3 separate regions of the Homo sapiens genome follow, and regions 1 and 3 are each linked to region 2. A link is a contact called in ENCODE Hi-C or POLR2A ChIA-PET data. All regions are on one chromosome and are shown on one strand. Each heading gives the region's core, a stretch centred on a gene start or an enhancer-like site at or near the end of the contact. The rest is flanking DNA. Distances are from core to core; before and after follow the strand shown.

Region 1 (4,060 bases), core at 6-2,505, 59 kb before region 2:
GTGGGAGGGGAGGCGCTTCCAGATCTCCTGACACAAAGGGCTGCCCACCTCCCTGGTCCTTTACCCGAACCTTCAGGAGGCAGACGACACACACACTAGCCAGCCACTCTCTCCAAGGCAAGGGGAGGGGGACAAAAAGCAATTTTGAGATTTGTACAGTGCTTGCCAGGTCCTTCAAAAATGACTACCGGCCGCCCATGGCTCTTGCACAGCGGGTGGGAGGAAGAGTCCTTGTAATCCACCTCTCCCAAGGAACTCCTGCGCGAGGTTTCAGATTCCCCGCCTGCAGGCTATGGCTGACTTCCCCGTATCCTGTGTGACGTGGGATGTGTGGCTTCGCGCAGGTAAGGCTGGAATACAGGTGCCTGGAGGGACACCCAGAGCTGCCCAGGCACTTCCCGGCGGCTGCTTCCTTTGCACTTTGCACTTACAGGTGCACTTATAATAAAAACACCCTCCCTTCCACGCTCCCCTGGGCCCTCCCATCTCTCCTTCCTCTTCCACGCTCTCCTGGCTGTTGAATGTTTTCCACTGAAGGAGTCTAGTCTGTCCACCTAGGGGGCTCTCCCTCCCTCGGTCCAGGGCATTCGCGGCTCACAGGTCAGCTCGGGCAGAACCGCCCTGACCACCTATGAGCTCCTCGGGACACCACCCCAATGCCAGGGTGAATCGTCCTTACACCCTCAGTCCTGTCCGAGCGGCCTGATCCTACCTGTTTCCCAGAAACTGCTACGCGAAGCTTCCCCGCCGGGCTCATCCAGGGCGGAGGGGTCTGTCCCTGACGCAGACTGGGGGCGGGTCCGCAAAAGCGGGCTGAATGAATGAACGCAGCAGGGCTGGGGCCCCCTGGGGCTACAGGCCCCTGCTATTTGGCCCGCCCTGTGGCCCAAAACACTGGACTTGCCCCCCACCGGTCAGCGGAGCCCAGACATCCAGGGAGCCCTAATGGAGCCTGGACAGGAAGGCAGCAGGAGGTGGGACCCGGGGTGCGAGTGACCCCGAGGCCGTCCTCCGGAGCGCAGCGCGCCCGCGTGGGGGAGGCCCGCCTACAGTCGGTGATCCCCGGCCGCCCCCGCCAGCGCCCCGGCCCGCCGCTTACCATGCACCGCGCGCTCCGCCACACCCACGGAGACGAGTGCCCTTTTCCGGGGAGCAGGCGGCAGCCGGTCTTTTGGGCTCCCCCGCCCCGGCCGGCGCCACCCCGGCCTCCACCCGCGGGATACGACCCCACGATTCCCTAGGGCCTGGGCTCCGCCCCATGCACGTGGCGTCACAGGCTGGGCGGGGGGGCGCACCCAGCCGCGCATGCGCAGGCGGGAGAGGAGGTGGGGGTCGGGGGACCCAGTTGCGCAGGCGCGGGCGGAGTATGGGTGCTCAGCTGCGTAGGCGCGATGGCCTTCTTTTCTTTCTGCAGGTGGCCTTGCGGTTTTCTCCAGTCCACAGCCGGGCTGGCGTCGGCCCAGAGAGGGGGGCTCGGCAGTCTGGTTCCCCGAGCGTCTCATGGCGGGCCCTCGCCAGATTCAAGGGGTTCCCTTGGCCAGTTTCCTTACGGCGCGGCGGAGCTGGCCCTCGTCGTCCCTGGTAGGGGGCAGCCTCACAGCCTGGACCGGCCTGTGCAATTTCCCCCATCCCTCCACGTCTACATTTTATTTTTTTCTTTTTCTTTTTTTAGGACAATGCATGATGGAAATGCAGCCACATCATAGCAGGCAGGTTCATGAAATCTGCCCTCCTCCCACCGTTTCTTGACCCCATTTTCTTATTTTTTTTTTTAACAGGTTCTCACCCAGGCTGGAGTGCAGTGATGTGGTCTCAGCTCACTGCAACCTCTGCCTCCCGGGTTCAAGCGATTCTGTTGCCTCAGCTTCCTGAGTAGCTGGGATTACAGGTGTGCGCCACCACGCCTGGCTAATTTTTGTACCTTTAGTAGTGACGAGGTTTCGCCCTGTTGGTCAGGCTGGTCTCGAACTCCTGACCTAAGGTGATCCGCCTGCCTCGGCCTCCCAAAGTGCTGGGTCTATAGGCATAAGCCACCACACCCGGCCCTTGACCCCATTTTCTGTCTTCCTAGAAATCACCAAGGTTGCAACTCCTGACTGTCCTGGCTCACAGGCTCCAGCTTACTTAAGGACCCCACGGTGGGGGCTGCCCACTTGCACACCTATGCTAGGCGCCCTCATTCCCGCAAGGGCCAGAGCCCCTTCCCGGCCCATGGCGTCTGGCCAAGGAGGTGTGGGTGCGCCCCAGCCAGGCCTGGTCCTAGAGGACGGCCCCACCTGCGCACTGGGGCATCTGGGAGAGCTATTAGTGGAAGAAGCCCAGGTTCCTGAAGCACCAAGTGGGCAAGAGTTTATTTTCAGGATGGGACGCTTTTGAGGGTGAATAAGTGCTAGCTGTATGGGATGCGGGGACAGTACACAGGCCCGGCCTGGCAGCCGGGCAATGCGGTGCCTGTTGGAAGGTCGCCCACAAGCACCTGGTTGGACACTGCCACTGAGATTTGGTTATTACAGAGGTTAGCCTATGCGGGCCTTCACTGATGGACCTTGAAGTGTTTCCCAGTTGCTTTGGGTTAGGAATAATGTGACTGGATCCCGTGGATTGTCTTTGTGCATGCATGTGGGTATATCTGTCAGAAATATTCTTAGAGGTGGAATTGGCTATGGTGGGATATGTCCTTTAAAATAATATATTAGCCAAACGTGGCTAAATTGCCCCCCTTAGACACTGTACTAATTTACACTCTGGCAAATAATGTGTAAGACTGTGGGTTTCCACACATCTTCACCAGTGGGGTCTTTCCAAACTTTTGGATCTTTCCCAATCCAATAATGACAAAACTATATCTCATGGTTTTAATTTACACTTCCTAGTATTTTGAGATCCTGTCGTGAAGTGGTGATGGCCCTGTTTCTGCCTGCTGCACTTGGCAACATGTGTTATCACTTCCTTTCTTTTCACCACTTTTTACTCTTAGAGTTTCTAGAATTTGTGAAAGTAAAATCTTTTTGCTGGCATGGGCTTTTGTGTGTATTATACACTGCTTGGAAAGGTCTTGCACCACATCTTCCCTTCGTAGATTGTTTCTCAATGTTTAATACTCAGCTCAAATGTCACCTCCTCAGACCATTTTATCTAGAATGGCCTCCTCTAGTTATTCTCTGTCACCTTTTATGTTATTTCCTTCATAGCACTCATCACACTGTAACCACCCAACAGCTTCTTCTTGCCTGTCGCCCAGATAGAGCCAATTTTTCAAGATGGGAATTGCAATAAAGAGTTCGATACACATAGAGCTGGCTAACCAGGAGAGCAGAGGCTTATTACTCCTCAAATCAGCCTCTCCTCAAATTCGGAGTCTAAGGAATTTTTTGGGGGGGGTTTGTTTTTGAGACAGTGTCTTGCTTTGTTGTCCAGGCTGGAGTGCAGTGGTGCAGTCTAGGCTTACTGCAACCTCCACCTCCTGTTCAAGCGATTCTCATGCCTCAGCCTTACAAGTAGCTGGGATTACAAGCGCACACCACCATGCCCAGCTAATTATTTGTATTTTTAGTAGAGACGGGGTTTCACCGTGTTGGCCAGGCTGGTCTCGAACTCCTGCTCTCAAGTGATTTGCCCTCCTTGGCCTCCCAAAGTGCTGGGATTGTGCCAGTCTGGAGGCTAGGGTTTTTAAAAGATAGTTTAGCAGTCAGGGGGCTAGGGAATGGTGAGTGCTGATTGGTTGGGTTAGGGATGAAATCCTGAAGAGATGAAGCTTTCGTCTTGCTCTGGGTTAGTTCCTGGGTTGGGGTCACAAGACGAGATAGCCAGTTTACCAGTCTGGGTGGCTAGTCCATCACAATGTGGGGTCTGAAAAATACCTTGAACACCAATCTTATGTTATATAATAGTAATATTATCTATTGGAGCAATTATGGAGGTTAGGAATCTTGTGGCTTCGGGCTGCATGACTCCTAAGCCATAATTTTTTTTTTTTTTTTTTTTTGAGATGAAGTCTTGCTCTTGTCCCCCAGGCTGGAGTGCAATGGTGTGATCTCGGCTCGCTGCAACCTCTGCCTCC
Region 2 (3,978 bases), core at 59-2,558:
GGATAATAATAATGCCTCCCTTATAGGCTGTTGTAAGGATCAGATGAGATAATATATGCTAAGTCCTTATCACAGGGCCTGACACACAGCAGGTGGTGAATAAATATTAGCAACTTTTATTGAAACTGATGGAAATACAAAGATAAATTGAAAAATCCACTATCGTGTGAGATTTTTAATGCACAGCTCTTGAAATTGACAGAGATCAAGAAGATAAAAATAAACAAAACTCTTAAATAACAGAGAAAAACATCATATAATAGCTAATGGGTCTTTTTACCCACCAGAGAGTGTATATTATTTCAAGTATACACAGCACAGTCACAGAAATTGGTCATGTGTTAAGCCATAAAGAAATGATCAACAAACTCCAAAAAATAGAAATCATGATATAGGTCACACTTACTGATTACAACATAATAAAATTAAGAATTGACAACTGAAGATACATATATATTCAGAAATAATAGTCTAGAAGTAAGTATACAAAGATGCACATACAACATTTACTGCTAGTAATAGAAGAAATGCAAACCACCTAAATATTTTTCATTAGGGAAATGGTTACGATCATGGTGCAGCCACACTGTGGAATGCCATGCAGTGGTCAAAAAGAATGAGATCGACTTACGTATCTGCACACAATGATGTCCAAGACGTATCAATTAAGTGGAAAAAATTCTAAGAGCAATGATATGATATGATACAATTTATGTAAAAAAATACAAAATGGAATTACATTTTTCATGAAATGAAATTCATTTCCTACACACACACACACACAAACACTGCAATATACAAGGAAAGCTGTGAAGGCAAGTCCTGGGATGTGACTCAGCATGATTACAGTGATGACCTCTGGGGAGGGGTGGCATTCAAGGTGGTTTGGTTAAGGAGAGCTTTGTTGGACATTCTTATTGTGAAGATACATGCATGCATTACTGATATTATTTAAAATCATTTAAAATAACAAGGAAGGTGAGAAAAGAAAAAGTTTCAGGTACCACTGTCCAGTGGAAGCACAAGGTTTGCTTTTTATTTTTTCTCCTTTCCTTGCTAATCATTCATCCTTATCTTCCCCACCCATGTTTATGGAATATTATGAGCTTGACACAGCCACTCACAGTTTCCATACAATGTCTTGTCTCCCTCTCTCTGTGATCGCCAAGTCTCCCAGGTGGCTGCCAATGGTTCTGGCCTCCTCGAGCCACACTCTCATGCAGTCCTTTCCACATTCAATCAGGGCTGGCCTCTGTGTCCAGCAGAATGTTGATGGGTCAGAAAAGGCACTACAGCTCCCGCCTTGCTCTCTTGGGTGACTCATGCTGGGGGAAGCCAGCCACATGCCAAAAGGACGCCCAAGCAGCCCTGGGGAGGCCCACACAGAGAGATGCTAAGGCCTCCTGCCAGCAGCCAGCACCAGCTCGGCAGCCAGTGAGGGCTGCCTTGGCAGTGGATCCCCTGGCCACAGCAGAGCCTTCAAATGATGCAGCCCAGGCTGACATCTGACTGCAGCCCTGTTAGTCTGCTTTGTGCTGCTATAACAGAATTCCATAGACTGGGCAATTTATAATGAACAGAAATTTATTGGCTCATGGTTCTGGAGGCTGGGAAGTCCAAGATTAGGGTCCCAGCATCTGTCAAGGGCCTTCTTGCTGCATCATCCCATGGTGGAAGGGCAAAAGGAGGGAGGGGGAGGGAGAGAGACAGAGAGAGGGAGGATCAAACTTGTTCTTTTATAATGAATCCACTACTGAGATAACAAACCCATTCTCATGATAACAGAATTAATCCATTCAAGAGGGCACAGCCCTCACAGTCTAATCACCACTCAGCAGCCCCCTCCCAGCACTGTTGCACTGGGGATTATGTTTCCAGCACATGCTTTCCAGGGGCCACATTCAGTCTGTAGCAGACTCCAAGCCAGAACCACCCGGCCAGACTATTAGTGAATTCTTGGCCCACAGAAACTGTGATTGCAGTTTGAGACCACTAAGTCATGGATATTTAGCTATGCAGCATTAGGTAACTGCTAATTACTGGCTTACTAATCAGTCTTTCTCTGCTCCAGATACCCTTTCTGTGCCATTGTTTCTCAGGTCTGGGGCCTCTGGTGTCTTTAACAGTCTCTGTGCTCCCCATCTTCCTGCTCGGCCTCAGACGCCCACTTCCCTGGCTCGGTCTGCTCCCTCTGTCTCTGCCTGCTTGCCCACCTCTCTCCTCTACACTTTGTGGTGCTCGCTCCCCCTCTCTCCTCCTGGATCCCTGCTGGATGACGAGGGTCGCCAGCAAGCGTGTGGTCTGCCTGAGACTTCCGTGGGGCTCTCGGCAGTTCTGTAGGCTGACCCCAGTGCTTTTTTTGTAGCTGGAAAAGGGAACCCCGGCACCAGATGAGGATGCGGCCTCTTTTGTCCTAATTCTCTTTTCCTTTTCTAAGAGACAAACCAGGCTAGTGGGATGTTATCCTGACACAGGGACCAGACCAGCTCTGGCGAAAGGTGAGGGCTGTCCTTTCTGGCCAGGCATTTCCTAAAATGTGTTTGGGTATTTTGTGGGGTGAATTTGCTGGGAATCTCCCATGTAGTCATGGAAACCTTGTCCCTCACAGCCTAGAAACAAAGATGTTCAGGTTCAGTTTGCCTGCCAGTCTGCCACCTGGCTAGAAAGTGACTGTCCCAGGTCTGCTGTGAGGAGTGGCCTGGTTTATGGGAGGGGTTCCTCTCCAGAGCACCTCTAGGGGAGGAGAGGCGAAGCCTCCTCTGTGGCAGGGGTGCCCACCTCAGCCCACTGTGGGCAGCTGAAAGACACATTTGAATGGACAACGTGGAATCTCAGAGCTGGAAGGGACCCTGAGAAGCTACCCAGAATTTCAGTGCCTCCAGGGAGTGGACGACAGTCTCAAGAAAAGGAAACGAGATAGCACTTGTGTGTGTGCACTGGACAGTCTCCAAGGCGCAGTGTTGAGTAAATGATGCAAAGTGTGGGAGGTGTGTGTGGGAACTGCCATTTGTGTAAACAAAGCAAAGGATGCACTTGTTAGTAAATGCATGAACTACCTCTGAAGTGCGCACAGGCTGGCTGCCTCCAGGAGGGGTGATGCAGGCAGGGGCAGGGGTGGGAGGGATACTCGCTGCCGAATATCCTTTTGTAATTTTAAAGTTGAACCATCTGCATGTATTTCTTTTCCAAGAATAAAGTTGAAACACGCAATACATAAATCTATCTACTGTACCCTCCCATTTTCTTGATGATTGAAATGGAGACTGGAGGACGGCCGATGGTGAGCCACGGGGTTGGCACTGGAATCCGGGTCTTCCAACTTCCTCTCTCTTTGTCGTCACTTGTCAGGACCTTCTGGGGTGTCTGCTGGCTCCTTGCACCCCGTGTTCCATGGGGATGACCTGGGTGGTAGAATGAGGAGGGGGCGCACACAAGCTGAGCTGGGAGGGGGGCTCTCTGAAGCTCCCCATTTGGGCTGCTAAGACTTCATGAATGTGTGCGTGGCAGTCCATTAGGAGGGGTAGGCCTGAAGCATGAGGCCTGAACTCACACAAAAAGCCAGTCTTGCTCTGCAGAGGTCAGACCTGACTGTGCTCCTGAGAGGGGTTTCGGGGGTTGTGTGCAGTGGGGACATTTTTGGAGCCCACGCCATTTCCATCTGGTGGTGCTTTACATGCTTTCCATTCTCTTTCCAGACCCAGTGAGGTAACTGCTATTTCATAAATTCAGATGCTGTCTCCCTTGCTGACCATTTCTTGCTTTTATCTCTTTGGGCATCAACTTGGCCCTCTGGTCTCTCCCTCTAGGTGCCTCCTTCTTTTGAAGCCATTATCTGCACGGCCTGAAAAACACAGTAAGTAACATGGCTACCTGAGCCATTGTTACAGAGACCCATTTATAGACTTTTCTAACTACTTCCTTCTTCTCAGGTCTGTGTTTTCAGCTTTTCTAAGATGGAGGGTTTAGGTATCTGTAATG
Region 3 (4,135 bases), core at 1,155-3,654, 42 kb before region 2:
CACCTGTTAGAATGGCGATCATTAAAAAGTCAGGAAACAACAGATGCTGGAGAGGATGTGGAGAACTAGGAACACTTACACTGTTGGTAGGAGTGTAAGCTAGTTCAACCATTGTGGAAGACAGTGTGGCAATTCCTCAAGGATCTAGAACTAGAAATACCATTTGACTCAGCGATCCCATTACTGGGTATATACCCAAAGGATTATAAATCATGCTACTATAAAGACACATGCACACTTATGTTTATTGAGGCACTATTCACAATAGCAAAGACTTGGATCTAACCCAAATGTCCATCAATGATAGACTGGATTAAGAAAATGTGGCACATGTACACCATGGAATACTACGCAGCCATAAAAAATGATGAGTTCATGTCCTTTGCAGGCACATGGATGAAGCTGGAAACCATCATTCTGAGCAAACTATTGCAAGCACAGAAAACCAAACACCGCATGTTCTCACTCATAGGTGGGAAGTGAACAATGAGAACACTTGGATACAGGGTGGGGAACATCACACACTGGGACCTGTTGTGGGGAAGGGGGCAGGGAGAGGGATAGCATTAGGAGAAATACCTAATATAAATGACAAGTTAATGGGTGCAGCAAACCAACATGACACATGTATACCTATGTAACAAACCTGCACGTTGTGCACATGTACCCTAGAACTTAACGTATTAAAAAAACTTGCTATATCATAGTTTTATGTATTTTTGAGGTACATGTGATATTTTGATACATATGTACAATGTGTAATGATCAGATCAGGGTAACTAGGATATACATCACCTCAAACATTTAAGGACAGTTTTTGAAGAGAGAGTATGTCACAGTACGAGTTAGGAAGCACCTGTGCCATGGTCGTGTCCCCTTTCTCATAAGTAATTATTCACAGCTTCTTTCCTTCTATTCTGTTTACTCTAGTAACTGGGGTACTTCTTAGTGTGAGTACAAAGGGAGGTGGAGGTCAGGACCAACATGTACATACAGGTATGTCCTCAGTGTCTGCGTCTCAGGTAGCACTTTTCCAAAATGACATTCAAATAATTGTGAGGTTAAAATTCTATAATTTTTTTTTTGTTTCTTGGATTTTAAATCCTACATTTGGCCTACTATGAAGTTCATGACCATAAATGGAACTTGTATGTCCTAGAGATTAGCAAGTTAGTGGTTTCTTTAAGTCAAAAAAATAACCAGTATTTTTTTAGATTGCTAATAAACTTTAAAAAAAGATTAAAAAAGAAACATTTTTAAATTTTTGAATTAATTTCTAAATTTACCTTTTAATCAGTGAATTCTCACTTGATTGAGCTGTGGGCCAGGGAGTGTCATCTCTGATATCCACTCTGTGGAGGTTGTTGACATGAGCTTTGTATCCCTCTTTGTAACTTTTTGCAAGTTTTCCATGGTACTGGAGAAGAATGTGTGTGCTGCACCTGCTGGGTGAATAAAATGTCCCTTATATGCTGCTTGTGAAGTGTCATATTAATTAGGATAAGGCTGAAGTGCCCAAATAAAGAGGCCCAATGCAGGTCTGAAGCCCATGCATGCGATTGCTCCCCACGGCACTGACTCACGGCAGCAGGGCTGGGTGGGTGCCGCTCCACGTGGCCGGCCAGCCTAAGACCCAGGCCGTGGGCTCGGCCACCTTCACCATGCGGTGTCCCGGGCAGTCCTCTGAGCATCTCTGCTCCAGGAGGGTGGGAGCGTGTCTTCCTCACTGTTTTTCCTCCAAACAGTGCCCCCCTCACAGGAAGCATTCAGTAAGTATTTGTTAAGAACACTAATCAATGAATGAAGAAAAGATGGCCCCTTAGTCATCATAGCGTCAACATTTAATAAATGTTTTTTTAAGTTAAAAATTTTTTTCAATTAGCAGGACATTGTATGCCTCAAAATTTAAAAGATACAAAATAACGTCATCACCATCGTCATCACCATGATTTTGGTAGATTTCTCAGCCTGCCAGTTCCCTTTCCTGGAGGCATCTGCTGTTAACAGCTTATTTGTGTTCTCCAGATATACTTCATAAATGCACAAGCATACGTGCATATGTGCAGACTGGTTTCCAAAATGTTTTCCTATCACAATAAAATGTTTCAACTTCAACCTTGTTTATACAATTTCTGAATCCACGTGGAGAATGTATTTGGTGTCATTTGTTGAGAGGACATTAGGCGGCAGTATAGTATCACAAGGAGGAGGCTGGGGCTGTCTACACATTTTTTTTTTGGCCTGGCACCATGGCTCACGCCTGTAATCCCAGAAGTTTGGGAGGTCAAGGAGGAGGTTCACATGAGCCTAGGATTTCAAGACCGGCTGGGCAACATAGCAAGACCTCTAGCTACTGGAGAGGCTGAGGCTGGAGAAGCTGCAATGAGCTGTGATTGCACCACTGCACTCCAAAGGAAGAGAGAGGTGTTGTGTGGCTATTACATATCTTGCCATATATTTCCAAGTTTTTCTATTACAAATGATGACTCAATGCCTTGAGTCATAAGTCATAATGCTTTGAGCCTGAGGCAGGAGGGTGCTGGAGTGTTTATACACTGGGTCCTGTCAGTTATTGTTGAGTGCTATTCCCTCTGCATATCTGACCTGCTGCACACTCAAGTTCTTGAAAGAGCCTTCGGGCCCAGAGATGAGATACAGGCAGTTGGAGCTGACTGGAGTTGGTGCTGGAAAGCTAGGGTCTGAGGGCCACTGGGGGAGGGTCACTGACACCCTAACTCATGGAATCTTAGAGTTTTGGAGCAGAAAGGGAGCTCAGAGCATACTAGTCTACTCCCTCCCTTCTCTCATGGAGCTGGGATGTGTTTCCCTGAGCACTGCATTCCCATCGTGAAGAGGAGGCTCAGACAGGAAAACATTTTGCAGCTCGCATTTTCCTCACAAGTTCTGTCAAAAGTGAGAGACTGTGCCTTGACATAGTGCATTTTTAAGGTAAGTTTGGAAGCCTCTCACTTATGAATTAAATACAGAAAAGTCATTATTATATATATATATATTTTTTTTTTTTCTTTTTTCTTTTTTTTTCTTTTCCCTCAGAGATCGGGTCTTGCTCTGTTGCCCAGGTTGGAGTGTAATGGTGCCATCATGGCTGAATGCCTTGAACATATCTTGTCTTCTCACCTTTTCAGGCAAGCCCACACTCATCTCAAAGAAAATGCATTGAAGGTCACGTTAAACAGGGTCTTTCTGCTCTTACTACTTCTCCGTGTCATTTGTCTTTTTTCCACACACATTCCTTTTCCTCCTCTGCATTCCTGCGGTTGTTCTCATTTCACCAGTTGGCACAGAGCACCCCATCCTGTCCTTATCTGTGGGGAGCCCTCCAGCCACTCCTGCTGGAATGGGCACATTCTACAAAGGCCTGGGTCTGGGCCTCAGGTCCCTTTGCTTCCCTGTGCTTGGCACAGTGACTGGCAAATCCAGATCTCATTCAGTGTTGGATAAACAAACTTGCCTGCCAATATTTTAGACCTCCTAGGTGTTACAAATATGCAATGGCCCCAGGAATCAAGCATCTGTCTGCTGAGCAGTTAAGCAACAAGACTATCTATAATCATAGACTGTGTGGGGCAGACAGCAATTGCTCCAGAGTTTAATAACTACAGTTATTAACTGGGCCTGGCCCTCTCCCTCTGGAGAGTCCGTCTTCTTCCTAGGCTCCTACACTCCCCTACACAGCCACAGTCCCCTCATCAAAACCAGAAATTTAGCACTGACACAACACAGCCATCCAATCGATGCATCCAAAGTTTCACTGACTGTACCAGTCCTGTCTTTCAGAGCAAAAACAAAACAGAACCAAAAATTTCTTTCCTTTTCCCCCATCCTTTCTGCCCCAGGACTGCCTTCTGGATCCCACGCTGCATTTAGTTGTCTACAACGTGGAAGAGTTCCTCGGGTTTTCTGTATATGTCACGGCCTTGCCATTTTTGAAGAGTACGAGCCAGTTACTTTGTAGAATTCCTCTCAGTTTGAGTCTGTTTGATGTTTATTCATGATTAAATTCAGATTATACATTTTCGGTGGTAATGCCACAGAAGTAATGCATCTTGTCAGGAGGCCTGTGATGTCAATATGTCTCCTTGTTGGTGATGTTAACTTTGATCACTTAGTTAAG

Evidence for each region. Hi-C counts contacts between places; a loop is a spot of excess contacts on that map. ChIA-PET counts read pairs that join two places held with the same protein, here RNA polymerase II (POLR2A). Pooled maps may share reads with other maps.
Region 1: a map of CD8-positive, alpha-beta T cell shows a loop between it and region 2 (23-fold over the local background). The contact joins the promoter of ENTPD6 here to the enhancer-like site in region 2. A Hi-C loop is called at or near these places in 7 of 168 maps with a recorded cell type or tissue (CD8-positive, alpha-beta T cell, GM23248, cardiac septum and 3 more), 2 of 37 single-sample maps with no recorded cell type and 6 of 50 pooled maps. POLR2A ChIA-PET finds 5 or more read pairs at or near these places in 4 of 52 experiments (CD4-positive, alpha-beta T cell, CD4-positive, alpha-beta memory T cell, CD8-positive, alpha-beta T cell and 1 more).
Region 3: a loop to region 2 is called in a map of Panc1, with 5 times the contacts of the local background. The contact joins two enhancer-like sites. A Hi-C loop is called at or near these places in 17 of 168 maps with a recorded cell type or tissue (Caco-2, Calu3, GM12878 and 13 more), 3 of 37 single-sample maps with no recorded cell type and 16 of 50 pooled maps. POLR2A ChIA-PET finds 5 or more read pairs at or near these places in 1 of 52 experiments (Panc1).

Annotation. Positions count from the first base shown.
Region 1 is chr20:25,192,907-25,196,966 of GRCh38, reverse strand. ENTPD6 (ectonucleoside triphosphate diphosphohydrolase 6) reads right to left here and starts at 1,255. Exons shown (of 15, transcript NM_001247.5): 1 at 1,100-1,255. LOC101926889 (a long non-coding RNA gene) reads left to right here and starts at 75. Exons shown (of 6, transcript NR_109994.1): 1 at 75-344. RefSeq lists enhancers at 110-259, 640-709, 1,560-1,799 and a silencer at 1,000-1,419.
Region 2 is chr20:25,134,226-25,138,203 of GRCh38, reverse strand. No RefSeq gene overlaps it. Among named protein-coding and RNA genes, the nearest start is that of VSX1, 54 kb to the right of the region's middle. Within about 2 kb of position 1,308, at least 6 of the 41 ENCODE cell types and tissues checked have a DNase peak (open chromatin) inside an H3K27ac peak, as active enhancers do; they include PC-9, Panc1 and ascending aorta, where a contact is called at or near this core.
Region 3 is chr20:25,177,405-25,181,539 of GRCh38, reverse strand. No RefSeq gene overlaps it. Among named protein-coding and RNA genes, the nearest start is that of ENTPD6, 16 kb to the left of the region's middle. Within about 2 kb of position 2,404, at least 15 of the 41 ENCODE cell types and tissues checked have a DNase peak (open chromatin) inside an H3K27ac peak, as active enhancers do; they include PC-9, Panc1 and ascending aorta, where a contact is called at or near this core.